Regions from separate parts of the Homo sapiens genome. Here region 2 is linked to region 1. The links are chromatin loops, found by intact Hi-C in ENCODE. Cell type or tissue: endothelial cell of umbilical vein. All regions are shown on one strand. Links, peaks and the distances in the headings refer to the core of each region. The heading gives the core; the rest is flanking DNA.

Evidence for each region. Peaks named below come from ENCODE experiments on the same cell type or tissue, not always from the same donor. Only the 100,000 strongest peaks of a DNase experiment are listed, where the experiment ranks them.
Region 2: a loop joins it to region 1, with 4 times the contacts of the local background. A loop is called at or near these places in 6 of 110 quality-filtered maps.

What each region holds. Positions count from the first base shown.
Region 1 is chr6:85,477,121-85,493,371 of GRCh38, forward strand. NT5E (5'-nucleotidase ecto) reads left to right here. Exons shown (of 9, transcript NM_002526.4): 4 at 8,115-8,312; 5 at 10,215-10,369; 6 at 12,374-12,479; 7 at 13,388-13,537; 8 at 14,857-15,057. Among named protein-coding and RNA genes, the nearest start is that of NT5E, 35 kb to the left of the region's middle. In endothelial cell of umbilical vein, for the core only: a CTCF peak has its summit at 6,166 (motif pointing left); a DNase peak (open chromatin) is centred at 6,111; H3K27ac peaks cover 464 bases.
Region 2 is chr6:85,531,705-85,546,420 of GRCh38, forward strand. SNX14 (sorting nexin 14) reads right to left here. Exons shown (of 29, transcript NM_153816.6): 13 at 11,901-12,056; 14 at 11,478-11,602; 15 at 10,281-10,339; 16 at 7,134-7,160; 17 at 5,088-5,220; 18 at 1,895-2,096. Among named protein-coding and RNA genes, the nearest start is that of SNX14, 55 kb to the right of the region's middle. In endothelial cell of umbilical vein, for the core only: a CTCF peak has its summit at 5,518 (motif pointing left); no DNase peak of the experiment used is centred there.

The DNA of each region.
Region 1 (16,251 bases), core at 3,130-11,129:
GCTCACCTTCAGACTTATGAAAGCTCAAGTCTTTTGAATTCCTCTTTCCCTCCCAGTCCAGCAGGCTTCACTTCTCTCCTTGCTAGCCTGGAAGTGTCCATTACACCCTTGACTGTGTCGCGGCTGACACATGGAAGGCAGGTGTCTGGTATTGTTAAATGAACGTTAACAAGTGCAACTTCTTTAAAAAGTAAGATTTCTTTATTTGATTGATCAGTTTTTTTTTTAATTAAGTATCTAATTTCCATTGCTTCTGGATTTAGGCACACATATTGAATATAAAATTCAAAACTTTTCATGTATCTAAAGAAATAATTTTAATGACCACAGAATTTTGCTCTTAAAACAAATGGAGCTTGCAATATAATTATAACTAAGACAGACTACAAGCACCTGCTGTGTTTTCTTCATGCTGCCATCAGGCTGGTGCATAGTCTGATGGGATGGATGCATCCCTGCTGTAATAGGAATAAGTAAAGAGGGTGGGAGACTGTTGTTGGTGTTTACAATCATTATTCATCTCTCCATTAATTTTCATCCTTGCAGTTGAGATAATCTTGCCTTTTAGAACGAGAAAACAATCTTATTACTTACAACATTCACAAGACAGGGAAACACTCCTCAACAAAGAACCATTTCCTTTGGGCATTTGATAAGAACTGCTGACATCTGTGTTTATTAAGTGATGTGGGAGAATCAGCCAAGGGGCAGAGGTGTGGGTGGTAGCTTCAAAGGTAATTTCCTGACTGAGTGTGGTTGGGCATGTTGGCAATCCCAGTGTTTGCAATTCCAGTGCTTTGGGAGGCTGAGGCAGGAGCATCACTTGAGCCCAGGAGTTTGAGGCTGCAGTGAGCTATGATTACGCCACTGCACTCCAGCCAGTGTGACAGAGAGAGACCTTGTCTCAAAAAAAAAAAAAAAAAGGATTTTGCTTTCCTGGTCTGTTTGAATGTGGTAAGCACAAGAACTTATTTGTACTGGTGGTCACCCACTTGGGTCCTTTCAGTAAACTTCTGGCCATGGCCCAGCCTGAGCACCTGCTTCCTTTACAGAGCAAAGCCAGAGCCTTCTGGTTTGTAATTTTTGCAGCCACATAACACTGATCCATTTTAGCTGTCTCATGAAACTGCTTTCCAAGATGAAGTGAGACTATCCGAAACCAAAATCTAAAAAGAATGACTACAGAACGAATGGCAGTCCAAGGTCATTTGGCAGGGTAGAATTATAAGGAAAGGTGATGGCCAGCTACTGTGAAGTCTTAAGCCCACTCATAGGTACGAATCTCTTACCAGGACTGAAGTTTGTGTTTCCTTAACTTTGCTGCTTGATGGTCTTCTGCAAAGGATCTCATTTCTCCAGCTTTCACTGGGAAGTGGCATGGGGTTTTCGAAAGTGCTTTAAACTCTAAGAACTGGTTTCCTCTCAGGCTTAGCCACCACTAGCTGTCTGACTTTGGACAAGTTACTCAACCACTCTGAGCATCAGCTTTCTTTTTTTAAAATGGTGACAGTGATATGGCTACCTTAGAGAGTTGTGGAGATTAAGTGAGATAATATATGAACAAAATATATAAATATGTCTATATTAGACATATATGATCTGTTAAATATATTTATATATATATATAGAAAGAATATTAGAGAACTGACATATTTATCTTAGACCTACTATGTTCTAGGGCCCAGTTCTGCTCATGTATTATCTCTCTATATATATAGTATTGAGAGAGAGAAAGAGAGAGAGAGCTAGAGAAATAGAAACCAGTAGGATATATCCTATCTGAAGAACTCTAATACAGGTATTTCACTGAACAAAATGGCTTCTCCTTAAAATGTATTCCAACACCAATTTCCCCTCCTTGCTTCTCATACATATTAATTCACAGAAATTATATTGGTCATAAGGCGGTAGGACTATGAATAATTTTTTTCTTCTGCATTTGCCAAATATTCTGTAATGCTAGTTTTATTTTTATAACAAATTTTTAAAGTCCCTGTAAACCCTATAAAATTAACTACTAATCCTAAACTTGAACTGTAATACATATTTTTGTTAAATAAAAAAAAAGATATCCTAAATTTGAGAATCTAAGCTAAATTCACAAAATGACTAAATGTATCTTCTTACTCTTAAACGATAAGAAACCAGGAATGCAGTGGTTTAACCCAAACAGCCTAGGTATTCTTCACTCATTTCTCTTGTCCTCAGTATATGTTTCCCCCAGGCCAAGAAACATTTATGGCTAGGAATTCATGACTGCTCATCTGTAAGACACTCTCCAAGTACTCTGTCATGATTTGGAACCAGAGCTTTGGCCTTCCATTCCAGATGACCTCCAGGTTCTAAGCTTTATCTGAAGTACTCCACACTACATTGCACACCAGCATGATGGGAAGGAATGACTCAAGGGAACTGGGCATTCAGACCACTCACCAACTACACACAGCCTTTCACACAGCAGTAGACAACCTTTGTAGGAAGACCTCTGGCCAAATATTTATATATCAGGAGTATATCAATGTATGGTCACAGTTACCTCCTTTTTAATCTCAAGAAATAAAGTCATTACTTCTGAAAAGAACACCAGTAATGGAACTACACGGGCATGCCAAGATGAAAATTAGTCTCTCTCTCTCTCTCCACCCCATTCTTTTGGCCACTGCATTTTAAACAGGCCATAGTGATAGAACCAGAAGGTAGCTGTGTTTCGATTATTTTTGTTTTCTTATTTTTAAACATTGCTTTATAGAAGCCTGTTCTATAATGTAAGAAGTGAATAGGAATCCTAGTATCTGGAATGATGCTGAGCCATGGAGATGGCCAGATTCCATGTGAAGAGAAGAGGCTGGCAGAAAGCTAAGTATTTGCTCGCTTTCCCTACCCTGTATTCATGGAGCAGCCATTACAAAAGATGACGCACCAGACCATGGGCCTGGTCTTGCTAGGTGGTGGAGATCCAAAATGCTGGGCACTCACTGGAGCTCCGTGAAGATCTGTTGAATGAGTGACTAAATGTGTGGTGAACTGTCCCTACCTACAGGGTTCCCTGCTTTGCCCAGCCTATCAGGCTTGGGTACAAGCAGATAGCCTGGATTGGATTTCATGAGGGCTTTGTGCCCACTCTGTATACTACCGGAAGATGCATAATCTCTTTAGACTTCCTGGGTCATCACTGAAAGGCCAGAGGCAAGAATTTGAGCAGTAAATTGAAGCATGTGCAGAGTGACATAGTCTGGGCATAGATAACAGTACCTGACCCCTCAAATTCCCTAAAGTTGACATGACAGCTTGTGCATCATGGTTTGGTACAGAGATGACTGAAGAGACAGTGGTTGCTCCTCTGGTTGCTGGACACCTTTTGAATGGGCTGTGATGACTGGAGAGCGTGCTCTGTCCTGGTCACCTGAAGGTGCTCCTAGACTAGCAGAAGCAGAGACAGCAGCCAGGCCTGACTGGAGAGCTGGAGGGACTGGGTGCAGGGGACTTCTAGGCCAGCAGTTTCTGTGCTGTGCTCGGAGGGGCTCTGGTGGCAGGAACCTAGTCCTGGGTTCCAGCTCTACCAGGGTGCAGCCTGAGGAACTCAGCTTTCCTATTTATTGGCTTGCCTTGCCACAAAGGATTTCTTGTGTGTTAAAGATACTAATAGCTTAAACAAACAAACAAACAAACAAACAAACTATTGATTTAAACCACTAATCAAATCTTTGGTTTTACAAATTTAGAAAATAAAATTAGGCCCCAGGGACTAAATGTCTCTCCTATGGTCCAGAAACCAGACTGAAACTGACCTAGTAGCAAAACCCATTCTCCTGTATCCCAACTCCCAGTTCAGGTTCCTCTTCATTAGCTCCCACCCAGCTGCATAGTTGAGGACACTGAATTGAGGGGACCTGGGGTAAAGGGCTGGCACTCAGGCATCGCTGGCTTCTACATGATTCCACCACATGGAAAGCATCATAATCATGTATGATCCCTAGAAAAGTGTTTGCTAAACTCCTTAAGTTGTCATTCAACAAACATTTATCTAGCACCTACCACATGCTAGGCAAATTCTAGAGACACAGCTGCCCCTGCCCTCATGGAACTAAATGTCTTGAAAGAGATACTGGCCCTGATCAGATTTTTTAAAAATACATAATTATGCAAATAAATCATATTATATATAATTACAAAGCATGGTATGAAAGGAAAAGTACAAGATGCTGTGAAAGCGTATAAAAGGAGGACTTGGCCAAGTCTAGAGGATCATCAGTGAGTGTTCCCTGATGGACTAACATTAGGGCCAAGATCAGAAAGATGTCCAGGAGTTAACATGGTCAATAATCACTGTTAATCTTTATTAAGCATTTCCCTTGAGTCGAGTCAGGCTTCACTTGCTGCATTAACTTCTTTAATCTCCACAATAACTCTGTAAGGTAGGTGCTTTTGCTTTTTTTCCACTTTACAGATGAATAAACAAGAAGTAAAAAGATGTAACTAATTCACATGTAGCCCTCTGGCTTCAGAAGCTCTTTACTCCATAAGGTTCCTGGGCACGTGGGTGTGGTCTAGGAATGGGAAGAGGCTAAGAATGCTGAAGGGCAGACTGAATGTTCCAGATGAAGCTGGCGTGATAAGAAAGGGCCACATCATGTGGGTCTTATAGGTTATGATATTCATGTTAAAACTGTTAATGTTTTTGAAATATCTAAAACCAGGAAGTGCATGATCATATTTATGTTTTAGAAAGATCACTCAGGCTGCTGTGTGGAGACTGGAGTAGAAAGAAGCATAGAAGAGACCTACAGAGACTAGGAAGCTGTCACAGTAACCTAGGCACAAGATAGTAGTGGTCAAGACTAGCTTGCTTGAGGAAGTGTAGAGAAGTAGACAGATAAAAGGAGCATCCAAGGAGTGTACACTTCTAAGTAATTTAAAAGAAAGAGTCAAATCCCTTAGAAGCAATCATTTGAAATAACCTAATTACCAATCCTTTTTATCCAGTCCTCTTATGTTGTCCCAATTCAGGAATTCTTAAACCAGTTCTTGTGTTAAAATCATAGCATGGACTGCCTTACAACATTCTATACTTCAGTCCATTGAAAACCACATCAGGCCAGGTGCGTGGCTCATGCCTATAAGCCCAGCACTTTTGGAGGCCAAGGCGAGAGGACTGCTTGAGCCCAGGAATTGGAGACCACTGAACTCTAGCCTGGGCAACAGAATGAGACCCTGTTGAAAGAGAGAAAAGGAAGAAAGAAAGAAAAAAGAGGAAGGAAGGAGGGAAAAAAGGAAAAAAGGGAGGGAGGGAAGGTGGAAGAAAGAAAAAAAAAGAAAGAGAAAGAAAAGGCTGCTTCCTGGCACTTCTATTACCATGTGACACGAGAAGGGCAATTGTCCAGACCCACACTTAGGTTCACCACAGTCCTTGGTTCCCAGGACAGAGTCCTTTGAGGTTCCTTCAAGCACCCACACCATGCTGGAAAATGCAGGCTTTATAAACTCCAGATGTCAGTCCACAACTCCACAGCCCCATTGGGTTTGGTTCCTGGATGAATTCTCGGCTAGATGACTGGAATAGAGTTCTGGTGAACATCTTCCTTCCTGCCAAGATGACAAGTCAGGTTTCTAAAGACAGATGTGTAGCTCTTTGTGGAAAAAATATTCTGGGCACGAACATCTTCGGCTGAACGGCATGGAATGGTGTGGAAAATGTGAAGCCCTGGACTGGTTTCTGTGTCAGTGGTTTCCTGGGACTGCCGAGTTGAAGGGGAGCAGAAAGGGCTCAGCTGTGGAGGAGGCAGAGATTAGCCAAACTAGACCAGCTATCGCCCCAGCTGCATGGATAGCATCTTCCTTCTTGTTCCTGATTAAGCTCATTTAATATGCCAATGACAAAAGGATCATGAAGGTCTTTCCAAATGAATGAATGTTTTCTGGAGCTGAGATTGCTGGCTCCTATTTGCATAGTAGTGCATACTGAGGCATCTGACCGGATTACTGGATTCCTAACTTTTACATTCTTTTTAAGCTCAGATATTTCTACGGAAGGCAGAAAGATAAAGGCCAAAAAAAGATCAGGCTTGCCTAGCTCTTGGGTTTCCAGGAAACTGACAGACTCCTGATATCTGCAACTAGTGCTTTCTCTCCCTGGGCGGGGCGTTCTCCGCCACCTTGTGGACATTTGGGGAACTGCACCGCCCCAGCATCTATGATCAGAGGAACTGACAGAGGCTGCCATAACTACCTGGTCCCCTGAAATAAAAACCAGGCACCAGGTTTGCCCAAAGGAGGACCAACACATAGCAGAATGAGGCTGAGTAGGATGTTAACCTTCCATGCTGGTCTTCCATTATCACGTTATCTGCCACTGTCACAGACAACATCTGCATCCGCTACAGATGGAGATGGAACAAAGGCTTTCACTGGATCTCAAGTTGGATGCTTCTGTAAAAGTAAAGTTCCAAGACCTTTTTCTTTTTTTTCCCCAGTGACAGCAAGAAAATTGGATGTTACTATTGGCAACAACTATTTCCTGCTTGTGAAGCGTTGGTATTTGCAGTGCTTCTGCCCTGTGGTTATTGAGCTGAAAGGGGGGCTGCTCTTGACATAGGAGCATGGCAGGATTGGATTCTTCATAACATGCTACCCAGCTTGTCTTATGTGAAAAGAGAAGCCCAGAAAGAGCTTGGGACACAAAGATGCAAATCCTGGGTTTGCATTTGATTTGTTAAGTGTCCTTTCACAACCAGCTTGCAGACTTTAGGGGAAAAAAAATACATGGTAGGCTTGTGGGTAGTGGAGAAAACATAAGCTCCAGTACCTCACAGCCTGGGTTTTCAGTCTGCCTCCTCCCAACCCTCATCACATACCAGCTGTGTGACCGTGGGTACTCTGTCTATGACAATCAATTTTCTTGTCTGCAGAGTACAGATAATAGAGGACCTGCCCCATGGGAAGCTTGGAGGACTAAATGAGATTAAGCCCAGGGCCTGGCTCATGGCCGATTCTCGTAACAGGTCCATGTGTGTAATCAACATGTGCTGAAGTTCTCTGGACCCTCTGTAAATATCTAATAGGAACGACTAGCCATGGGTGTGATGAGGGAGATGCTAGAAACAGTAATGGGGTCAAATGAATCTGTCCCATAGTCTCTAATTTGAAACAGCTGAACTGTGCCATTGTCTCCTTGGAGGTAAGATATAAGCCACAGAGTGCCTGAAGCAGGTCTACAGTTAAGGAACTTAAATGTGCTAAGTGATTAAAGGCTGGGCTGCCTACTCCCTGTATGGCGACACTCTCCACCCTCCTGCATACTCTCCACTACTCCAGGCAGTGGTGGGCCTCCTAGCCTCTGGGTGATGAGCAGCTCCCACATCTCCCCTTTGAGACAGAGGCCTGCAGAACCTGACCAGTGTGAGGGCTGGCTGGGGTCAGGAGTGTGCCTGCTGGTTGGCCCTCAAGGTGAATGTGGCTCTTCTAAAAGACACCTGAAGGGATGCAGAATTTAGCAGCAAACGCCAAGAACAGCTCTTTGTCATCTCTGCATCTTCTACTAAAGATTTTAAGCTCCGAAGTATATGTCTGGGGTTTCTAGAGATTGCTATTCCCTTATAAGGGAAAAAATACACCCTTATTGTATATTTATTGAGCACCTACAATGTGCCAGGCACCCCAGCTAGGGAGTTTAGATATTTAATCCTCTCAGCTGCCCTGTAAAATAGGGATTGTTTAAAATGGATTTCGCCCACCTTATAGGCAAGGAAACTGAACTACAGTATGGTAAAGTGGCTTGGCTAATCCACCTGGCTAGTGAGAATGGAGCCACAGTGAACCTGGAGGATACTCTTCACGGCGTTCCATCTTTGTGTGCCCCACAGCACAAGCACAATGCCCGGGTCTTAGGAAGAGCTTGGTAAATGACTGCTGAGTTGAGAATGGTAGGATTCATGTACCAAAAGGGCATTTGGAAATGGGCAAATGCCCAGATAGGGCTCTGAAAGACTAGCTATGTAGAGCAACAGATGGCAAATCATCAATTTAAAACTCTGTCATCCAGCCAGTAGCCCGCTGGCCTACAGCCAGCCATGTATGTACAAGGGCTGACTTGATCAGCTGTGGCTCTTTTATTTCAGGCAATCCACCTTCCAAAGAGGTGCCTGCTGGGAAGTACCCATTCATAGTCACTTCTGATGATGGGCGGAAGGTTCCTGTAGTCCAGGCCTATGCTTTTGGCAAATACCTAGGCTATCTGAAGATCGAGTTTGATGAAAGAGGAAACGTCATCTCTTCCCATGGAAATCCCATTCTTCTAAACAGCAGCATTCCTGAAGGTAAGTGAAGTTCAGGGGAATGTTCCACCAATCTAAAATTTAGATGGCTGGATATTTTGCTCCTTCCCATTTTTTTCCTTTAATGTTTCAGGAAAAGACTATAATACTGTTGAAGAATTTAGTTTCTTCCTTGAGTTTGCCCTCTTCATGGATAGATTTAAAACACACCCAAATGCCAAAAGCCCCACTTGCTTCTTCAAGTCTTCTCAGCATCAGATTCCATACATCACTGCTTCCTCTGCCTTTTAAAATCTTGATCCTGACATGCCAAAGCCACTCTCAGCTTGTGTTTACAGGAGAGATAACTGAACTAAAGGGGTTCTAATTGGGCAGAGCGGGGCTCAAGTCCTGGCCCCCCAACTAGAGGCAGTGTGCCTTAGGCAAGTTGCCCAATCTCATGGGCCTCAGTTTCTTTATCAAATGAGGGAGTACCTTATTTATATGTCTGAGTCTATTGCGGGATCTGGCCAGCAGCCCGCAATGCAATGGGGCTCTCTCTTTGTTCCTAGGCAGATTGGCAGGTTGAGAAATAATAGACACACACAAGATAGTGAAAGCTGGGTCCAGGGGGGTCACTGCCTTCTGGTCCTGCGGTGCCAACAATGCACTGGATATACCAGCATTTATTATTAAGTTTAGTGAGGGCAGGGGTACGTTAGTGAGGGATTTAGGGTCATTTGATTATGAGGTGAGATGGTCACATGGGGATGAAGTAATTCTTTAACATAACATTTGTATGTAGAAGTACAGTACATTTGTATGTAGAAGTACAGTATGAGATAAGAATTTACAATATAGTGTGTGCGTCAGTAATTTCTAACAGAGCCTTAGAACAGAAACACAGTCTTTCCATAACCTATGATTAGCAAGATATTAATCAGCAGTAACAATTGCAACAAAAACTGGTTACAAATAATCCATGGAAACAGGACATGAAGCTAGATAACCAGTTAGACCAGAAATTCTCAGAGGGGAGTACGCCTTAACCCTAAAGAGGCCTAGAAGAGCGGCGGCAAGATGAGCGTGTTTATAGCCCTATCTTATCCATATGGACAGGCCCCCCCCATGCGTCCGTTTATAGGCTCCCCACAAGGGTCACATTCCATTCCCAGAGCTATGAACATCTGCTTTTCTGGGATAGGAATCTTGGTGATGGGAAACCTCCCTGACTGCACGTCCATTTGTAGGCTCTCTGCAGGGGGAAGCACATCACGTGCTGTTGGCTCATTGTGGCAGTCCAACCTGGCATTGTCTTTACACAATCCTGCATGCAATTTTGTATTTACAATAATCAGGAGCATTTCATCTTTTATTCCGTAGCAATAGTTTCAGGGCGTCTCCCTACATGAGTCTCAGAGTAAAAATACATTTTTATATCATTGATTTTCATATGTGTACAGAACACACTCCTGTGCTTGTCTCTCACTTTCCCTTTTCTGTTGACTATGATCATGTCAGGAAGATGAGGTGCACAGCACCCAGGTGAGCCTGTAGTCACAACACAGCCCTCTCAGTAGCCAGATGGGAAAGGGGCCCAGGACCACACTGACAGCGATAGCCCAGCTGTACCTCAGCAGGCCTTTTATAACTGCCCCTGGGCCTTTCAGAGCTCCTACCGCCACCACTAATGCTGTCCCAGGTGGGCCAATGGGTAGCTCATACAGATGTGATGAGCTGGTAGATGTTCAGAATATTCTTAAATTAAGATGCATTCCAGGTCTTATTACCAGGAAACAAAATAGAAGTTCCTAAGGAAATTTCATGGTCAAAACCAAAATGCACACAAATATGGTAAACAAATATGTTCTCACAGCAAGTAAGATAGATGATGTTTCATTCCTTTTCCAGAATTTAGCCCAGTGTGAGATTTAATTGTAGGGTACCTTCTTTTCTTTCTTCTAGATCCAAGCATAAAAGCAGACATTAACAAATGGAGGATAAAATTGGATAATTATTCTACCCAGGAATTAGGGAAAACAATTGTCTATCTGGATGGCTCCTCTCAATCATGCCGCTTTAGAGAATGCAACATGGGCAACCTGATTTGTGATGCAATGGTAAGTCATCAGCAGGAGTGGACATATGCTAGGGAGGAAGGAAAGGAAGAGGGAAGAGGAAGGAAGGATGCGAGAAGGGATAGATCGATAGCTACAGAATGAGGGATTTCAAAACATTTTTAGCCAGGGTGGTGGCATGTGCCTATAGTCCCAGCTACTCGGGAGGCTTAGGTGGGAAGATGGCTTGAGCCCAGGAGGCTGCAGTGAGCTATAATTGCACCAGTGCACTCCAGCCTGGGCAAAAGAGCGAGACTCTGTCTCTAAAATTAAATAAATATGAAAAATAAATAAAACATTAGTGCCTAAACAAAAGCCTGATGTAGCTTCATACTCAGTACCTTCTTAAGGTGCTGGAAGGAGATCAGGTAACCACCAACATACTGCTTTACAAGAACTAAAACCTTTATTTTAAGGTGTTCTTAGATGTCTGAATTTTGGATGTTGCTTTCCTTTTGTAAGATGATGCAAATGCACAAACTCTGCTACCCTGGAGATATCAACATAATAGATAAAAGCATATCTGTTTGGCCAGACTGTTTTTCACTCATCTGTTCACTTGACTCCAGAGAACCCTGGCCTTGTGTGACAGGAACCTCTTTCACAGGCACAGAAAGACAACACACAGTTTTAATGGTAATAACAAGTCCTATGGCTGAGCAAGACCAGGTATGAAGAACAAGCCCGTCTACTTGTCACCAGGCGGAATGGCCATGGTAGCTCTCTGGGGGCCTTACTGAGCCAAGGTCTCCTATGTCGGACTACTACTTCCATGGGCTCACAGCCTGCACCCAGGGAAGTCATTTCTGTCAGTGCTTGGCATGCATTGCCCAGTGCCCAGGATACAACTGCACTCGATAAATGTTTGCCGTGTAAATGACAACAATCATGCTCATGCCAAGACCAGACTCATGATGTCTCCTCAGCATCATGCAGTCAATGCCAGAGAAGTAGTTAAGGAGAAGCTGGTATATAAATGTTAAGAGAAGTCTGGAGGGAAACAACCCAGGCTGTTGGCAGTGCTTATCCACTCTGTTAAAGAGGCTAGGACAAAGGAGAGCTTTTGCTTTTTATTTATTTATTTATTTAATTAATTAATTTATTTATTTATTGAGACTGAGTCTTGCTCTGTCGCCCAGGCTGGAGTGCAGTGGCATGATCTCAGCTCACTGCAACCTCCGTCCCTTGGGTTCAAGCGATTCTCCTGCTTCAGCCTCCCAAGTAGCTGGGATTAGAGGTGTCCACTACCACACCCAGCTAATTTTTGTATCTTTAGTAGAGACGGGGTTTCACCATGTTGGCTAGACTGGTCTCGAACTCCTGACCTTAGGTGATCCACCTGCCACAGCCTCCCAAAGTGCTGGGATTTACAGGTGTGAGCCACTATGCCTGGCCTTTTTTTTTTTTTTTTTTCGGCTTTTTGTCTCCTAAATGAGAATATATTCATTTTATTTCTTATAACTAAACATATATTTTGTAAAATAAAAGTAAGAATGGATGTGATTCTCCCCAGCTTCAAAAGGCTGTCTCTGTCTTTCCAAAATTGCCAACTTGGGAATCAGCTGCAGACATAGACGTGGAGGCCAGGTTCTCTTTGGCATGAGGTCTGGTGTTGAGCAGGCTCTAGGGCCAAGCCCTCAGAATCAGGCAGAGGGCATGGCCTGCCCTGGAGAAGCCTGTGCAGGAGTGACTCTGCAGGCCACCTTGCATGGGAGGCCCAGTCCCGACACCAGGGCTACAACCGAGAGACCATTTTGCTAAGGCCACCTGGCCTGACAGTATGGGAGTTTTAGGAGGGGGAAATAAGAGTTTGACATGGACTGGTAACAGTATATTTTTACTTCTGGGAGCATAAAATTAGTTCTAATTATAGTTGAGAGATCCCTGGGAACACAGCAGCAGGTGAAAAGCAGCTTTATTTCCTCACTAGAGCTAACCAGATTCCTGGAGCTGATCCTAAGGAAGAAGAGCCAGAGTAACTAGTGTAAATCTGTGCTACTGTTGCAGATTAACAACAACCTGAGACACACGGATGAAATGTTCTGGAACCACGTATCCATGTGCATTTTAAATGGAGGTGGTATCCGGTCGCCCATTGATGAACGCAACAATGGTATGCTCCCAGGCCCAGCTCCTCAGTGTGTCATGTTCTCTCTCTGATCTCCTTTTCTGTTATGGTTCTTGCCCTGAACACACCCATGTGCAGCCTCAGTTCATCTCTGCTGCCAGCCATGTACCAGAATGTCAGTCCTTTAAATTAGGGTTAGCCATTATTAAAGTCTAAAACCTAGCCTGAAGGACACACACAAGCTTGTGTGTTCTTATATGTATTCACACACAGAAGCTGCAGGTAAGGTTAGTGGAACTCAAACTTGGTCTGAATTTCTGACTTACAAAGCTATACTAGTTGTTTCTGATTTATGCAAAATAACAACAGTCACCACCTTGGCATCTGAAAAGAGACAAAATCACCAATCTTCTGTCCTGAAAAAGACATACCACTGGATTAAAATGTTACCTTAGTATATTTACAGATATCCAAGATTATATCATATGGCAAAACAAATCAACTACACAAATACTCAAGACACTCTTGTAGCCCTCCCTGATTTACTGTGAAAACCAATCAGTATCAGTATAAGGCCCCAAACGCATCCCATTGTCAGACAACAGGGACAGGTTGCAGGGGCACATTGTTTGTCTGGAGGAACGGAACAATGCAAAACAAACTACTGGAGATCCAGCCCCAAGCTAGCAGATCTAAGACTGAGCATGGTGAACTTCTGAGGCACAGCCATTTGTGAGCTCCCGCCATCTTGCCCAGTGGTGGAGTGCAGGGCCAGAGGCCTCCTAAACTCATTCCCTTCCTCAGTGTCAGGAACCACTTAGACATAGCTAATGATGCTCTATAAGCTTCCCATGTCCCCCTCATTTCTTCCCCCAGCGCTGAGGGAAACTGGTCATGGTGTAAGCATTTTCTCAAGCTATTTTCCTTCTTGCCTCATCTGTGACTACCCTCAGGCACAATTACCTGGGAGAACCTGGCTGCTGTATTGCCCTTTGGAGGCACATTTGACCTAGTCCAGTTAAAAGGTTCCACCCTGAAGAAGGCCTTTGAGCATAGCGTGCACCGCTACGGCCAGTCCACTGGAGAGTTCCTGCAGGTGGGCGGTAAGTCACCCATCCTGTAGGGCTGGCCCATCCAAAGTGACATGGCATTTCCTGCTGGTTGGCTCAGCTTCCCCTTCACCAAAATTCCTGTGGTCAAACTGGTTTGGATTTTTCCCGACCCAACACCAATACCTTACCCTTTAATGGCTGTGGACTCTCAGAGCCACTAAGATTAGGTTGGGGTCAAAGCCCCAAAGCCCCAAAGCCCTGGCAATAAGCAGTATTTGCCAAGTCTGATTTGGACATCAGATGGGCCCTCTAAGCAGGTCACCTGCTTTGAGGTCTAGTTTCTAATAAAATCTTATTTAAGCATTCAATTATTTTTTTTTTAAATCCTCTCCTCTGTTCTACTCATCGTTGCCTGGAACCATGCCAAGATTTAAAGGAATGCTGTCCAATCTGTATTAACCAGGATGATTCCTGGAAGGAGCAGCCTACTGCACAGACATACCTGAACACCTGGTTCTAGTCCCACTGTGACCTGGGGCAAGTTCTCAACCCCTCTGGGCACAGGGAGAAAACCTTTCCTGTTTATCTCATGGACTGCAGTGAAAGTTGAATGGAAATAAATGCTTCCTAAATTGCCAAGGGCTTCTGAAACACTTTTGTTAATAATTCCACAGTCCAGTGAATTAATCCTTTAAAAGCAATCTTATTTTACCTGGAAATCATAATCTGGCCTCATTTTTTTAACCTTAGGTTGTGGTCCCGCTTGACAGATAGAATTGCTTTCCTGAGTTTTCCTCTGCAGAACACATTGCTGTTGAGACTGAAGGGCTACAGAAGGCAGTGGGGCCCTGTCCTAATGCCTATGGGGCAACCCAAACATCCTCCATTTTCCCAGAAGGGAGTTGAGGGAAAAGCAGTTTTCTGATGCTCTAGCAAAGCACTGCATAGCTCTATGCCTTGTGGAAGTCACCAAATCCCAAATGATTACCATTTAATGGTCTTCAAAATTGTAAAATGCTCTCTGCCTCTGATCTGTTTCTCACTTTCTAAGGCCATTGAATCAATTTAGTAGACCAATTCAGCATTTTAAGGGAAAAACAGAAAAAGATGTGGTTTTGTCCATGTAGAGTCACCCTTTGCCTATTCTGGTCCAGAGCTGGTTTTCCTTCCAGTGGTTCTCATATGTCCTGTAAGGACTCAAGGATAAAGGGTGGCTGCAATGTCACAATTCTCTTGACAAAATTTCACTCAGGTTTAAACCAAAGGAAAAACCACAGCCCCATGCCCCAATTGTAGAGTTTGGCCAAAATTCCTTAGGAAACAGAAATCTCCCTTTGGATCTGGTGAAAACAGATTCATTTCTTTTCTAGGAATCCATGTGGTGTATGATCTTTCCCGAAAACCTGGAGACAGAGTAGTCAAATTAGATGTTCTTTGCACCAAGTGTCGAGTGCCCAGTTATGACCCTCTCAAAATGGACGAGGTATATAAGGTGATCCTCCCAAACTTCCTGGCCAATGGTGGAGATGGGTTCCAGATGATAAAAGATGAATTATTAAGACATGACTCTGGTAAGCATGACTGTCTCTTCCTTTCTCTAAAGAACAACAAAATTGGGCCAAGAAGGGGAGCTACTAGTGGTGCCAGGAGGGCAAAGTGACTCCCTGTATTGCTGACTCCCTCCTGCTTTGCTTGTTGGAAAGCAGCAGCACAGCACAGCAGAGAGGAATATGTACCCTGTCAATCCCCGAGCACACACATGCCTTCATCCAACCCCAGAGACAAAACATTTGTAAATCAAAAATGTTTTAAAATTCTTTTAACTACATCTAAGCAGCTATTTAAATTGTGAAATATAAGTGAGTTTTGCATTAACAGAAATATCACACCTCTGGAATTTTAGGATATGGAAAACCATCACATTAAATCATTTAAATTTTCTTTCTTGAAGAAGTTTCTGTGTGAATCAGTCAGGTAGAAGTGGATGGGGTGAGCGCCGCCCTTTCAGCACAGTGGGTTGGTGGTACAAATCATAGGAATAACCATACTTGATGTCAGTTGGTACTTCTGGCAGCATTGAGGGACATTATATGCCAGCCTCACTTTTAGAAATTCTGTTGAGAGTCACATTATGTGCATACAGACCACTGACATAGGACACACTTCCCCTTCCTCTTCCTAGGGCAGAGACCAGCATGCTTACAAGACACACAAGCAGCTTCTTGGCATCTCTGGGTAGTTCCACCAGGATCTTCCTCAGTCTTATCATGCTGGACCTGTCATTTTAGCTACTTATTCCAAGGAGCGTGGAGGGCAGGACCAGACCAAAGGAGGCAGCCCTTCCTGGGAGGAAAGGTGCTGGCTTCTTCTGTCCCTTCCGTGACAGAAGATGGAAGGGCAGGCGTAAAAGCCCCATGAGACAAAGAGGCTGATAGCCATCAGCTGTCCACCACTCAAGCCTAGACTGAAGGATGTTAGAGAGAGGAGCTCATGCAGAAGGCTAAGGAAGCCCTGGACCTAAGCGTTCTCAACACTGGTTATACATTAGAATCACTTCAGGAGCATTTTAAATTAAATACCAATGGCTCGGCCGCAGCTCTTAAGAGATTCTAAGTTAACTGGATTGGGGCTAAACTCTTTTTCAGTGATTCTAGTGTACACCCAGAGGTGAAAACCACTGAAGAGAGAAGGGTTCTTAAGTACTGGAGTGATATTTTTAAAATAAAATTCTGTTGGGTTCCCAACAGAACATGGGTTCCCAACAA
Region 2 (14,716 bases), core at 1,158-9,157, 53 kb after region 1:
GCACTGTTGACAAAAATTATCTTTAAAATACAAGCTTTTGGCCCAGCACAGTGACTCACACCTGTAATCCTAGTACTCTAGGAGGCCAAGGCAGGAAGACCGCTTTGAGCCCAGGAGTTTGAGACCAGCCTCAGCAACATAGTGAGACCTTTTCTCTACAAAAAAATTTTAAAATTAGCTGGGCGTGGTGACATGCACCTATAGTCCCAGCTACTCAGGAGGCTGAAGTGGGAGGATCACTTGAACCCGGGAAGTTGAGGCTGTAGTGAGCCACAGTCATGCCACTGCACACCAGCTTGGGCAACAAAGCAAGACCCTCTCTCAAAAAGAAAAAAAATTAAATTAAAAAATAAAATAAAAGTTTTAAGATTTTTTGGTTTTTATTTTTGAATTACTGAGCCATGAACTATTATAATTTATGTTAAATGATTAACCTTTTAAGATAAAGCATAAAAATTAAAAATAGTTGTCTTAAAGCAAAAACAAAAGTATATTCCAAACAAAACTAAGTTTGATATGGAAATCTGACTCTATTATTGACAATGGTTTAGCTGTCCACCTGTCAGAATGCTGAAAGAACAGCAACTACTAAGACTGAACAGCAACTCCAGCAAAATCAGGCAGTATGGTCTAAGACCTGGACAGAAGATGCTGCCTGATATTTAATTATGACAGGAAAAATTATAACTAGCTACTCTGGGCATTCTTCCCTCCCAATTCCTATGTCTCATGTTCTTGAAACAGGATCAACTTCTGAGGAAAATCAGAAAACCTAATACTTTTTGAAAAATAAGTAAGAATAATTAGCACTGATCTTCACACTACTACTTAGTTATCCTCTCAAAACCACTTTCTAACATTGCCACTTTTTTTCCTTCTTTCCTCATAACTCCCTCTTCCTGAGCTCAACTTTATTTTCTGCTCATCATTCTCTAAATGTGGTGCTTTTCGTTACACTCACTGCCCCACTTCTTGGAAAAAGTGCAAAGTGGTGACTATTTTATTTTTTAATTTGATTTCTTTTTATCAAGTTACAAGTAGGACTTTAAAGTGGTGACTGTTTATCCTGCTACATACAGATACTGTTAAACCCGGTCTCTATTACAGTCTATACCTGACATAACCGAAAGAAAAAATATGTCAAAACATGAAGAAGCTTGTAAAGTTTTAACCATATTTTCATCAGTTCTTTTTTTTTTGGAGACAGGGTTTCACTCTTTCTCCCAGGCTGGAGTGCAGTCACACGATCTCGACTCACTGCAACCTCCGCCTCCCAGGTTGAAGCGATCTTCATGCCTCAGCCTCCAGAGTAGCCGGGACTACAGGCACGCACCAAGACGTGTGGCTAATTTTTGTATTTTTAGTAGATATAGGGTTTCGCCATGTGGGCCAGGCGGGTCTCAAACTCCTGACCTCAGGTAATCCACCTGCCTTGGCCTCCCAAAGTACTGAGATTACAGGCGTGAGCCACCATGCCTGGCCATATTTTCATCAATTCTAATTAGCCCACAAAATGGGTGAGAGAAAACGCTGTCTTAATTAAACTAGAATAATACCTGATACAGTGCTATATGGATTAATGATAATTAAGTAAGTGCAATGGCTAATGATGGCAACAAAACCATTAAAAGAACATTGCATTGAATGCCTGATGGACTGTCAGGTGTCTAGCAGGCATCACTCAATAAGTGTTGATTGAATTAGTTAATTAGTTACTGCTATGAAGATAACCTAGGACATCCTAAGCTTTCTTTCAATTTTCTGTTCTGGACACTTCTCTTTTGGATATGCAGCCATATTTGTTAGTTAGAAGTGGCAAAATGTTTATCATACCTGATAACAACAGACTCATTCATGGGCATCTTTTAAGAAAGGTGCTCAGAAAGCTTCCTACCTGCTCTTCTATCATTTCTTTCAACATCAATACAAAACACAGGAATTCTTTCTTTTTTCTCCTTCCTTTCAGAGGAGGGATCCTCAAAAAAGTCTACATATGGAATGCTAATTTTCCATGCAGCAAGGTTTCGGGGAGTATTAGGTGTGCTCACAGCCTCCACTGGAGAATCATCTTCCATTACAACAATACCTTCTTCAATCTGGAAAAAAATTACCAGGATGAATTTAATATTCCCAATACCTTTAGAACTACAGCATATGAGATACAAGTATAAAGTAATATGCCCATATCAATTGATAATTTTTAAGACCCTGAAAGCTAGGTGATATTAAATTTTCTACTGAAAAAGTAAAGGTAAAAAGTTAAAAACTAACAAGTTACTAGCATCAACTCCAAGTTTTCTTACATCATCTGTATATGAAAATATAATAGGCCGGGGACAGCGCCTATAATCCCAACACTTTCAGAAGCTGAGGTGGGAGGATTGCTTGGGCCCAGGAGTTTGAGACTAGCCTGGGAAACACAGAGCAAGTAGGCACTGCTGCCAAATGATCACAACAAGGGTTCTGAAAGATAATGTCAGGCTGGGCGCATTGGCTTTCACCTGTAATCCCAGCACTTTGGGAGGCCAAGGTGGGTGGATCACCTGAGGTCAGGAGTTCAAGATAATGTCTCCTAAGTCTCCAATAAGACATCCTAAATGTCCATCTTAGGATCACAAACCAATTTAGGATCACTCGGCAGTGAAACTGGAAACTTCTCTTTTCCCTCAACTTCCTAAACAAGACAAAGAGGATTCCCCAAGGTCCCACGGCTTAGAACTAGCACAGTGTCTTCTAAATTCTAAATGGCATCATCTTAGTCTGCGTTAGCACCTTACTGTCCCTGAGTTTTCCCTTGATAGTATTAAACATTAGTTTGCCTGCTTCTCCAACTTTCTGTTACTACTATCTTTAATCCCAATCAAGAATTTCCTTCTTCCTTGGGTCACTATAAAACAAAGCAAACTCTCTCAGCTTTTTAAAGATAGCCTCCTATTCCTAAAGCTAAAGTACAACTTGTGTATCAAGCAATTGGGAAGGCAAAAAATAAAAAATACATCTTCTTCCACAAAAAATTATGTTTTAAAAGTTCATAATAACACGGTTAAATACTTTTGTTATAATATCGAATAGAGAAAAGATAGCAAACTATATATAAAATGTAGTCTACAGGGGTGAAAAGGGAAAGTTTTTTTTTTTTTTTTTAAAGAAAATCACCAAACTATTAATAGAAGCGGTTTCTGGGTGGTAGATATGCACGTACGTGGCATTTAAATTTTTTCCACTGTTCTATATTATTAAAAAACTGAGAATATGCTTAAAATTAGAAAACATAAACATTATTTTGAAAAAGACTTTCTCTGATCTACTTTCTTCTATCCATACTTTTTTTTTTTTTTTTTTGAGACAGGCTTTTATTCTGTTACCCAGGCTGTAGTACAGTGACACAAACATGGCTCACTGCAGCCTTGACCTCCTGAGCTCAACTAATCCTCCCAAGTAGCTACGACTACAGTTGGGCACCATCACACCCAGCTAATTTTTTAATTTTTGTAAAGACAGGGTCTCACCATGTTGCCCAGGCTGGTCTTGAACTCCTTGGCTCAAGCAATCCTCCTGCCTCAGTTTCCCAAAGTACTGAGATTACAAATATGAGCCACCACACCCAGCATAAAACTACCCACACCAAGGCTGGGTGCAGTGGTTCACGCCTGTAGTCTCAACACTTTGGGACTACAGGTGGGTGGATCACGAGGTCAGGAGTTCAAGACCAGCCTGGCCAACATGGTGAAACCCCATCCTTACCAAAAAAAACCACAAAAATTAGCTGGGCATGGTGGCGGGCGCCTGCAACCCCAGCTACTCAGGAGGCTGAGGCAGGAGCCCGGGAGGCGGAGGTTGCAGTGAGCTGAGATCGTGCCATTGCACTCCAGCCTGGGTGACAGAGCAAGACTCCGTCTCAAAAAAAAAAAAAAAAAAAAAATTACTACCCACACTTACAGGGAAAAAATAAAGGCATAAAAAAACGGCTTTATTTGAATTAATAAAAAAAGGTTTAAATAAGATTTTATTCCATTTAAATTATTATGAAGAATCAGTGACCCTTACATGAAGGCAATGGGACAAAGGTCAAAAGGAAGGGGTAAAGAAAAGGGTTTACTCCTGTCACCCCACCTTTCCTCCTTCTTGGTCATCATCAATCCAATCAGTACTAAACACCCCTTTTATACCCACGTTAGTGAATTTCTTAAAGCCGAGGTCTACGTCTTAATCATCTTTTCATCCCCAGTGCCCAGGGTCATTAAAAGGCAAAATGAGAATCCAAGATCTCTATTCAATAAAAATAAAAAGTACAAATGAGACAATACTTGCCTTTATGGGACTATGTGATAGGAAAGACAATCATAACACGTAACTTGAAATACATTATGGTATAAGCTTTAACATACGATATAATAGGGACACAAAAGGAGGAAATGTTCAGTTCAACTTGGGGATTTGGGTAAAGGTTTATGGGGAACAGTTGCATTTTGAAGGATGCCTATGAATTTTCTAGGTCAATACACAAATGAAGGGCATTTCAAGCAGGACAAAAATACAGAGAAATAAAATAGGATGGTAAGTAAAATGTTTATATAAGTCAACTGGAAATCTTGTTAAAATGCAAATTGATTCAGTAAGTCTAGGATAGTGCCTGAGATTCTGTATTTATACAAGCTTCCAGGTAATGCCAATGCTGCTTGTCAACAGACTGTAGTTTAAGTAAGCAAGGAGTTAGAGCATCTATTAGCAACTCTGTATACCTGGAGTACATGGTGGGAAAAAGGTAACATCAGAATTTGAAGCTTAACCAAAAGACGGTAAACTGCTTGACTATTAGAAGTATCTCAGCTTAACAGGAACTATTCTGCCTTAATAAGCAATAACACAGTTCTCAGGAATTTTAAAAATTAGATTCACGTCATGAAACTATCACAACTAATGAAAGAATGAGAAATACAAAGGAAGTCTGAAGTAAGAAGATAAAGGTAAAGTATTAAACAGAATACACAGATTCTCCAAAAAAAGGAAAATAATGAGTATATCTAATTTTTATGTCATAGTAAGTCTGAAGTTATAAATAAATCAAATTGATACATTTTACTTACAAAATCATCTTCACCTTCAGCTACACCATAATTAGGCAACATAGCTCCCTCCATTGTGGTACTTTTGAATACTCCTTTAATTTTGCTACCTATTCTGCTGATTCCAAATGATTCTCCCCTTTTCTGTGTGTTCCTGAATATTAAACAAAAATGTATCAAGTACATAGCAAATTATCACAACAGTCTAGTTTATTGAAAACCATTATTAAAAAAAAGAAAAACAGTTTTGAAAATGATAAACTAAAGGTATAGCTAACATAACTTTTGGAGTTTTCATACACGGATTAAGTATCAACATCTCAGAAGTCAAAAATGACACAGTATTTAAAGTTTAAATTTGGTGGATGAATAAATGGGACAATATTTATTTATAAACACTCAAAATTTACCTAGTATTAACTTCAAAATATTAACAGGATTAGAATTTTTAAAAGATGAGAGCCCCCTAGTGGAATATAGTTCTTATTGCAATATTTCAAAATAGATTAAAAAATGCTTAAGATCTGTTCAAAACCAAAAACATCCCTTTAGAGTAACTGGACTAAAATTATGCGACAGAAAAAAAAAACATTAAACTATTACTTTCTCAGTACTTCATTTTCAGATGGAACTTTAAGAAAAAGAATAGTGCCAAAGGGAAAGGTTAGCAATGAGCACAGGGATAAAAGCAAATGTAGCCCAAGGAAGCAGTCTGCTCTGCCATAAATATTAAATGTTGGTTTTGCCATTTTTTTAAGCTGAATTTCTGAAAGCAGAAATAGCTGAAAAGCAACAAGACAAATAAGCCAAAAGTAGCAAAAATGTCCGTTAGCCTGCTACCCAATGTTTCAGCAATTAAAACCGTAACTTTTATCCAATTTAAAAGTCATGCTCAAGGCCAGGCACAGTGGCTCACACTTGTAATCCCAGCACTTTGGAAGGCCAAGGCAGGCAGATGACCTGAGGTCAAGAGTTCGAGACCAGCCTGGCCAACATGGCGAAACTGCGTCTGTACTAAAAATACAAAAATTAGCCGGGCGAGGTGGCAGGCACCTGTAATCCCAGCTACTAGGAAGGCTGACACAGAAGAATCACTTGGACCCGCAAGATTGCACCACTGCACTCCAGCCTGGGCAACAGAGTGAGGCTCCATCAAGAAAATATATATAAAATAAAATAAAGTCACGTTCACTATGTAATACTGCTCTTACAACCGATATCCAAATAAAAATAACTACTTTAAAACCTGAGAAAGTTTGTTTTGAATGCTTAAGTGTATAGCTATTACTCCTATGAGAAAAATTAAGTTATCTACTGAAATAATACAATTACAGAAAGAAAATTAATCAAGTTTCAAATACACCAATATGTAGTAATGTGTATTTTACACACATCCAAGAAGTAAATCAAACTTCTGGAAAAACACTAATAATAAGTAGTAAGCAGTAAAAGGGGTACTTAAACTAGATTATTTTATCTAAACAAACATACAATTAGGGTTTTTTTTAATCCAGAATTGTAGACACAATTGTCCTTGATTTAAAAAACATTTCCCAAGACATAAAAATGTTAACAAAATATTTTTAAAATCTCTAGACTCTAGATAGTTTATTCCAGTCTCTACAACATGGATACTATAAAACAATGGGGGTTGTTGAAATCTAAAAACTCTCACTTATGATTATTATGCCCAGAAATACAGAAACATCATACTTATTTTAAAAAAAGTTCTTTAAACATAGTTCTAAAATTAATTTAGCAAAATCAACAAGAACAAAAATGAGTCAACAGCCTTAAAATACAAGATACTGACAAATTAAACAATGAAAATATCTTTAAAGTATCAGGACATTTTTATTTTATGATGGCATATCATGCTATTTCAAAAAGGAGGTATGTAGAATAAAAGTAGGTATTCATTTTAAAAGATTATCCTAAATAACTAGGATATAATGGCAGTTAATACCACAGTGTTCCATTTTTTTCCTTTTTATTTGTATTAGGTTGTTCACAATGTACTTTCTAAAAACATTTAATACTGAAAAGAATCACATGCTCAAGACTTACCGAAAATCATCCAAACTTAGGCTACCTCTGCAATAACAGGTATGTGAAATAATATAAGGAGAGGAAAGAAAGAAAGCCCAGATATTATATAAACTTCATTTTAGAACACAAAACAAAATTTAAAAGCTTCAGAAGTTACACAGGTGTATAACATTCATTTTTGCAAAGGGAAGAAATCTTCATGAATAAGGTGATAAAGGTAAGATAAACGCACATAGCTGTCTTTTGTGTTTGGATGAAGTCTACATTACTAAAAACGGTTCTTAAAAATTAAATATGTTTTCTCTTGGGTGACATGGAAAAAAATTAAATATATCAGGAAATAACTGACTTTTTTCTACATAATTAAAAAAGGTTCTTAGAAATTAAATATCCAGAAATAATTCTGTCTTTTCTTTGTCCTTAGGCATACCATTTCTTTCATGCAGTGGAAAGTATGCAGAGACTGAGCCACCAAAAACCTGGCATGGCACAAAAAACAAACCCATATTTTCCAACATTAAACTTGTGTTCATGTTAGACAGAATCATTTATGCTTCACGTTTTTAGGTTGAGTAAAAAAATATGTTTTAAGCTAAGAAGCACAGTTAACAAAAGATCTCTAAATATTAAAAAACAAAAGTTGTACTTTAAGTATACAATGAAACAGAGAACATGATAAATAATATGCATTAGAATTTTACTTTGAAAATATAAAATGTAGACATAAAATATATGAATACATATTTTATGTAATTTAAGTCATGTAATAGCAAATTAACAAAGCTATTCTAAATTTCCAATGAAAGAATGTTAAGAAACTCTTTTAACTTATTATATATAGGTAAATAAATCATTAAGTATCACAGAAGCAGAGTCCTGACAAGACTGATAGTTAACTATTAAAATCAGATCACCATAAAGAAAAACATACTTTAAAAAGTCATAATCAGTATCCAGAATGAAAAGAACCCATATAACCTGTCTTTTTTATATTTTAAAGCCAACAAAATTAGTACCTTAATATGCTGAAAATAATCAAGTGTTCTAAAAGTAGCCAAGAAGGCTTTTCATCTCTGAAGTTATGACCTTGACTTAGATTTAACCACGAAGCAAGCTTTTTATTTTATTTTATTTTATTTTATTTTATTTTATTTTATTTTAATTGAGGCGGAGTCTTAGTTGCCCAGGCTGGAGTGCAGTGGTGCAGTCTCAGCTCACTGTAACCTCTGCCTCCTGGGTTTAAGTGATTCTCCTGCCTCAGTCTCCCAAGTAGCTGGGATCACAGGTGTGTTCCATCGCACTTGACTAATTTTTGTATTTTTAGCAGAGACAGGGTTTCACCATGTTGGCCAGGCTGGTGTTGAACTCCTGACCTGAGGTGATCTGCCTGCCTCGGCCTCCCAAATTGTTGGGATTACAGGCGTGAGCCATCACGCCCGGCCATCTACCAAAGCAGGCTTTTAAGGTCACAGAACCACTTCCCCTTAAATGGTCCTAGAAAAGGGCATGTCATTAGCTCCACGTCCTGGTATGAAACTCCAAACATCTTATGTCTATAAACAGGGATAAATTCTACCTGCTTCTCAAGTATGCCAGTACATTTGAGGAAACTCCTTGGAAAAGAATTCAAATGCAAGAAAAGGCATGTGGCCTGGGCAAAGAACGCTATTTTAAATAGCATGAATATGATTTTTGTTAAATAACGTCTAAGTTTCACGGCTGTAACATAAATTTTTAGGAAAAAGTTACAAAGTGGTATTTTTGCAAATAATCCTAAAGGCATTTCTACCTTTCAGAAAAGTTATTACATGTATACTACTTCTACTGAGGCATTAAATCAGAATTAATATTCAACATTCAAAAAAACATCTATTCCCATAACACTTGGTTACGTCAAGAAATACAATATATTCTCCTCGTGGCTAAGGTTTTCACATTTTCCCTTGTACTAACTATCTAAAACATTGCCCCATTTCTTGACTTATCTACTTTTCTCTTTGTAGTACATATCCAATTTATTTATGTTTATTAGATACTTGCTCAAATTGGAAGGTGTCTAGATGTTTGTGTCAATTTTGTACACATATTAGGTAAATGAAATGATCAGAAATGAAAATGAAAGGTAAATGAAATGATTCATTTACCTTATATATAATAAGTTAAAAGAGTTTCTTAACTTTTTTTTTTTTTTTTTGAAACAGTCTGGCTCTGTCACCCAGGCTGGAGTGCAGTAGCACGATCTTGGCTCATTGCAACCTCCACCTCCTGGGCTCGAACAATTCTTCTGCTTCGCCTCCCAAGTAGCTGGAATTACAGGCATGTGCCACCACGCCCAGCTAATTTTTGTATTTTTATTAGAGATGGGGTTTCACCACGTTGGCCAGACTGGTCTCAAACTCCTGACCTCAAGTGATCCCCACGTCTCGGCCTCACAAAGTGCTGGGATTACAGGCGTGAGCCACCGTGCCCGGCCATTAACATTCTTTCATTGGAAATTCAGAATAGCTTTGTTGATTTGCTATTAAGTGACTTAAAACATATATTTATTCATATATTTTATGTCTACATTTTATTATTGGAAGGTGTTGAGAGCAAATCTATAAATCTACAGAATAGATTTATAGATTTGATGTCTGTATCAATTTTGTACATGTAACCTTGCAAACACAAATTAGAACACTAATTATCCAGTTTATAAATGGATAAAGATTTTCTCTTCTATTACCTTTCTTTAGGTCATTTAACTGTACACTTAGATTTCCAGAGCCAAAAAAAAGAAAGAAATAAACATCCCTCCACTTTTGTACCCAGTAAGCACTCTTAAAAAAAAGTTTTCTCTAAAACGTTTAATTCTGAGTTATCTGTGGATGCCACTTATGCATTCAGTCCCTAGTCTCCAATAAAGCTGGTAATCAAAACTAATATATATTCATTATGAGATTAACAAGGCCACATTATGTATCTTGTTAAAATTTTTCTAAAAGAATTTCAGGCATTTTCAGATCACCATATAGAATACAGTTCTACAATTCACTAGTAAAATGCCTTGTGAACTCATATAACAATGGAACCACATATTCATTCAGAAAAATAGCTAATAAAGACAATGATGCTATCATAGAATGACTGGCATCAGCAAGTTCAAAAACAAAACATACAACCTACCTGTTCAATTTTGAATTGCGTGTTGGTGATTCTGCACCTCTTAAAAGTTGTCTGAAATACTTTAAAATAACAAATAATAATTATCATTTATTACACTTACAATTAACATTAAAACATGTTACCTTAGTTTACTACTTTCCAGTTTTGGGAAAAAAAAAAAGCTATCTCAATCAAGTGAATACAGACATGGTCAACTAGGGTAAGGATGAAAATATTGCAAATGCAGATGATTTCCACAGGTTTGTAAATAACGTGTATACAATGAGATTTCTGCGTCACTGCAGTACTACAAAGCCACTCAGGCATATGGCAAACCAGGCAGACCTATTTGGTCCCAATCTATCTACTTACACAAATATAAACAGGTTTTGGTATTGATAATTGTTTTTGCAATTATTATTTTATTTATTCATTTATTTATTTATTTTGAGACAGAGTCTCGCTTTGTTGCCCAGGCTGGAGTGCAGTGGTGCGATCTCGGCTCACTGCAAGCTCCGCCTCCCGGGTTGATGCCATTCTCCTGCCTCAGCCTCCCAAGTAGCTGGGACTACAGGTGCCCGCCACCACGCCCAGCTAGTTTTTTGTATTTTTAGTAGAGAAGGGGTTTCAATGTGTTAGCCGGGACAGTCTTGATCTCCTGACCTTGTGATCCGCCCGCCTCGGCCTCCCAAAGTGCTGGGATTATAGGCCTGAGCCACCACACCCGGCCTTTGCAATTATTTTTTAATCTTCACTTAATTACATAGCGAAAAAGAATATTTACTTTCTTAATCTTGGTTTTTTTGTTCTGTTTTCTACTGAGACGGAGTCTTGCTCTATGGCCCAGGCTTGAGTTGTAGTGGTGTGATCTCAGCTTACTGCAACCTTGGCCTTCTGGGTTCAAGCTATTCTCCTGCCTCAGCCTCCTGAGTAACTGAGATTACAGGCATGTGCCACCACACCCAGCTAATTTTTTCTATTTTTAGTAGAGATGGAGTTTCACCATGTTGGCCAGGTTGGTCTTGAATGCCTGAACTCAATTGATTCAGCCATCTCAGCCTTCCAAAGTGCTGGGATTATAGGCGTGAGCAACTGTGCCCAGTAATCTTGTCTTATTTTTCTATTTATTTTGTTATTTGAATCACTCATCTAATGATATCAAAGCTACTATTAAATTATGTATAAAAATCCTCAAACAAGGTTAATATTTTGACTTACCTCATCACTATGGCAGAACATAGGAGTAAATACATTCTCCAAAAGGGAAAGAACATGTTCATATGCTTCAAAAAGACATCTCATAGTTTGAAGTTTCACAACATCTATGTATGGGCCTTCAGCAACTATTAAAAAAATTCTACTGTAGAAATTATTTATAAATAGCATAAATATATACAGTTCTAAAACGTTTTACTGAAACTCCACTGAAACACACTAGATTGAGAAATTAGACCAACCAAGCTCTAGTTCTGACAAATACATAAAGTATAAATAAGTTTTTTCTTTAAAGCTTTCATCTCATTAGTAAAATAGAATAATAGCTGCCCATGTACTGCAGCTAGCCACTGCAATAATAAACAGAAAATAAATGGAAAAACTGTAAGAGTGCTAAATAAGTCATTCTTATCGTCTTTGACTTACTTCTTTGAATCTCTTCTACAATGAAGGGATCAAATCTAATTTTGTCAATACTTTCATCCAAACAGTATGTTTTATAAATCTTCTGCAATTCTTCATGAAGAGACAGCATTTCATCATTTGATAATTCTGGTCGTAAAATTCTATCATTAAATTCCTCTAACAAATGAGGGAATGAATAAGAAAAAATAATTTTAATATATAATTATTCATAAAAGCTTCAGTCCCATTCTAATTGTAGCCAATACTAACAGCAGCAATTAGAAGCAATCTAATTCATCTAAGTTTTTAAAAAATATTTGAGAATAAAATAACTACTCAATAAAAGAGAAATGCAATCAACCAGTTTTTATACATTAATAGAAAATATGTAAATACATAAATACCAATACAAATTTTGCTAAAATTCAAAACACTAAACACACTTCTAATAGTTTCCTTAAAGAATATTGAATTTATTATACCAAAAGTCTTTTATTATTTTGAGATCTGATTTACTAAATAAAAATAAAAATGAAGACTTTTTTTAGTCCCAATCAATGTTTTTAAACAATATTTCTATCATGAACGCTGCAAACTAGTGGCAGAACTGAGTTTGAACAAATGAATGTTTATTCCAAAATAAAAGATGGTAGTATTATGATAGCCAAAATACCAATTGCTTTTTCTTTTTATTTCAGGATGTGTTAATAAGGAGTTTACCTTTTACTTCTTAATCATTCAAACTGAAACATAAAGGGGAAAAAAGGGAGTTAAAAAAAAAAAGCTGGAATACAGGATATAAGATTTGTGAGGCAACAGAATATAATTGCCATTCCTGTATGAGTTAACATGCATATAACTGGAGTTGTTAAAGAAGAGAAAATGGGGCAGGATATTTGAAAAGACAGCCAGGAATTTTCAAAATTGATTAAAGGTCAGGTGTGGTGGCTCATGCCTGTAATCCCAGCACTTTGGGAGGCTGAGGCAGGAGGATCGCTTGAGCCCAGGAGTTCAAGACCAGCCTAGGGAACATAGTGAGACTCAGTCTCTACAAAGAAATTAGCCAGGCATGGTGGTGTTCACCTGTAGTCCCAGCTACTTCGGAGGCTGAGGCAAGAGGATGAATGAGCTCAGGAAGTTGAGGCTGTATTTCGTGAGCCATGATCATGCCATCTTTTCAGACACACAAAAGCTAAGAAAATTTATCTCCAGCATATTTGTATTTTAAGAACTGTGAAAATGATTTCTTTCAGCAGAAAGAAACAATATTAGAAACCTGGTTCTGCAGAAAGAAATGAAGAGCACCGGGACAGTAAATATGCCAATAATTGTAAGAACCTTTAAAAATGAATGTGTGTGTGCATTCCACACATGTGTAGAAGCCTGATGACTAGTGAAGAAATAATGTACTGTGGTTTTATAGCCTATGCAGAATTAAAATACATGACAACAGGAGCACAATAGGCAGGAGAGGATGCTCTGAGGTACACTGAGGTTCTTACACTGCTCCTGAAGCAGTAAAATGTTTTTAAATTAGGACTATGATAAATGAAAAAGAAAATCTCTGATCAATCAAAAAAGTAACAGAACACACTCAAAAAAATAGGAAAGATAAAATACTAAAAAATAACCTCAAGAAAGGCAGCAAAGGAGAAAAAGAAAGGCAAAGAATATACAGGACAAATATAAAACAAACACCAAGATGTAAGGCCTAACAATAAACACATAATAAATATATCACGTGTAAATGTACTACAGATACCAATTAAAAAGCAAAGATTACTAAATTAGGTTTTTTTAAAGTGAGAGAAACTATGTGCTGCTTACTAGAAATACATTAAACATTTCAATCAGATAGAAAAAGATATACAAATGAACACTCAAATATAAAGAAAGATGATGTGGCTATATTAACATCAGACAAAGCAGACTTCAAGACTAAAAATTACCAAAGATAAAAGAGGAGCATTTTATAATGATAAAAGAATAAATTCATTAAGAAGATATAACAATCTTAAATGTGTCTGCACCTAATAATGAAGTTTAAAAGATATATGCATTCATACAATGGAATACCACTCAGCAAAGAACAAACTACATATTTATTTATTTATTTTTGAGACAGAGTCTCACTCTGTCACCCAGGCTGGAGTGCAGTGGCATGATCTCGGCTCACTGCAACCTCCACCTCTCAAGTTCAAACAATTCTCCTGCCTCAGCCTCCTGAGTAGCTGCGATTACAGGCATGAGCCAACACGCCCAGCTAATTTTTGTATTTTTGTCGAGACAGGGTTTCACTATGTTGCCCAGGTTGGTCTCGAACTCCTGACTTCAAGTGATCCACCTGCCTCGGCCTCCCGAAGTGCTGGGATTGTAAGCATGAGCCACTGCGCCTTGCCCAAACTACTTATTTAGACAAAAACATACATGAACTTTAAAAAGCATTATCCTGAGTGAAGGAAGCTAGGCACAAAGGAGTACATATTATGTGATTCAATTTATATAAAAAAAATTATACAGGCAAAACTAATCTGTGCTGAGAGAAATGAGACCAGTGATTGCTTTGGCAGGAGTAGGGGAAAGAGTGGATCTCTTGGGAAGGATCCTAAGGGAATTTTCTGGGCTGATGGAAATAAATGTTCTAGATCTTGATAAAGATGCAGGTTACGTGGATGTACACACATGCAAAACTGATCAAACTATACATTTAAATTCCATGTGTTTCACTATATAAATTATACCTCATTTTTAAAGTTATATTTTAAAAAGAAATTAAATGCATTAAAAACAATATTTTCAGTCTATAAAGTTTCTTATAAATCCAATAATCTATAATG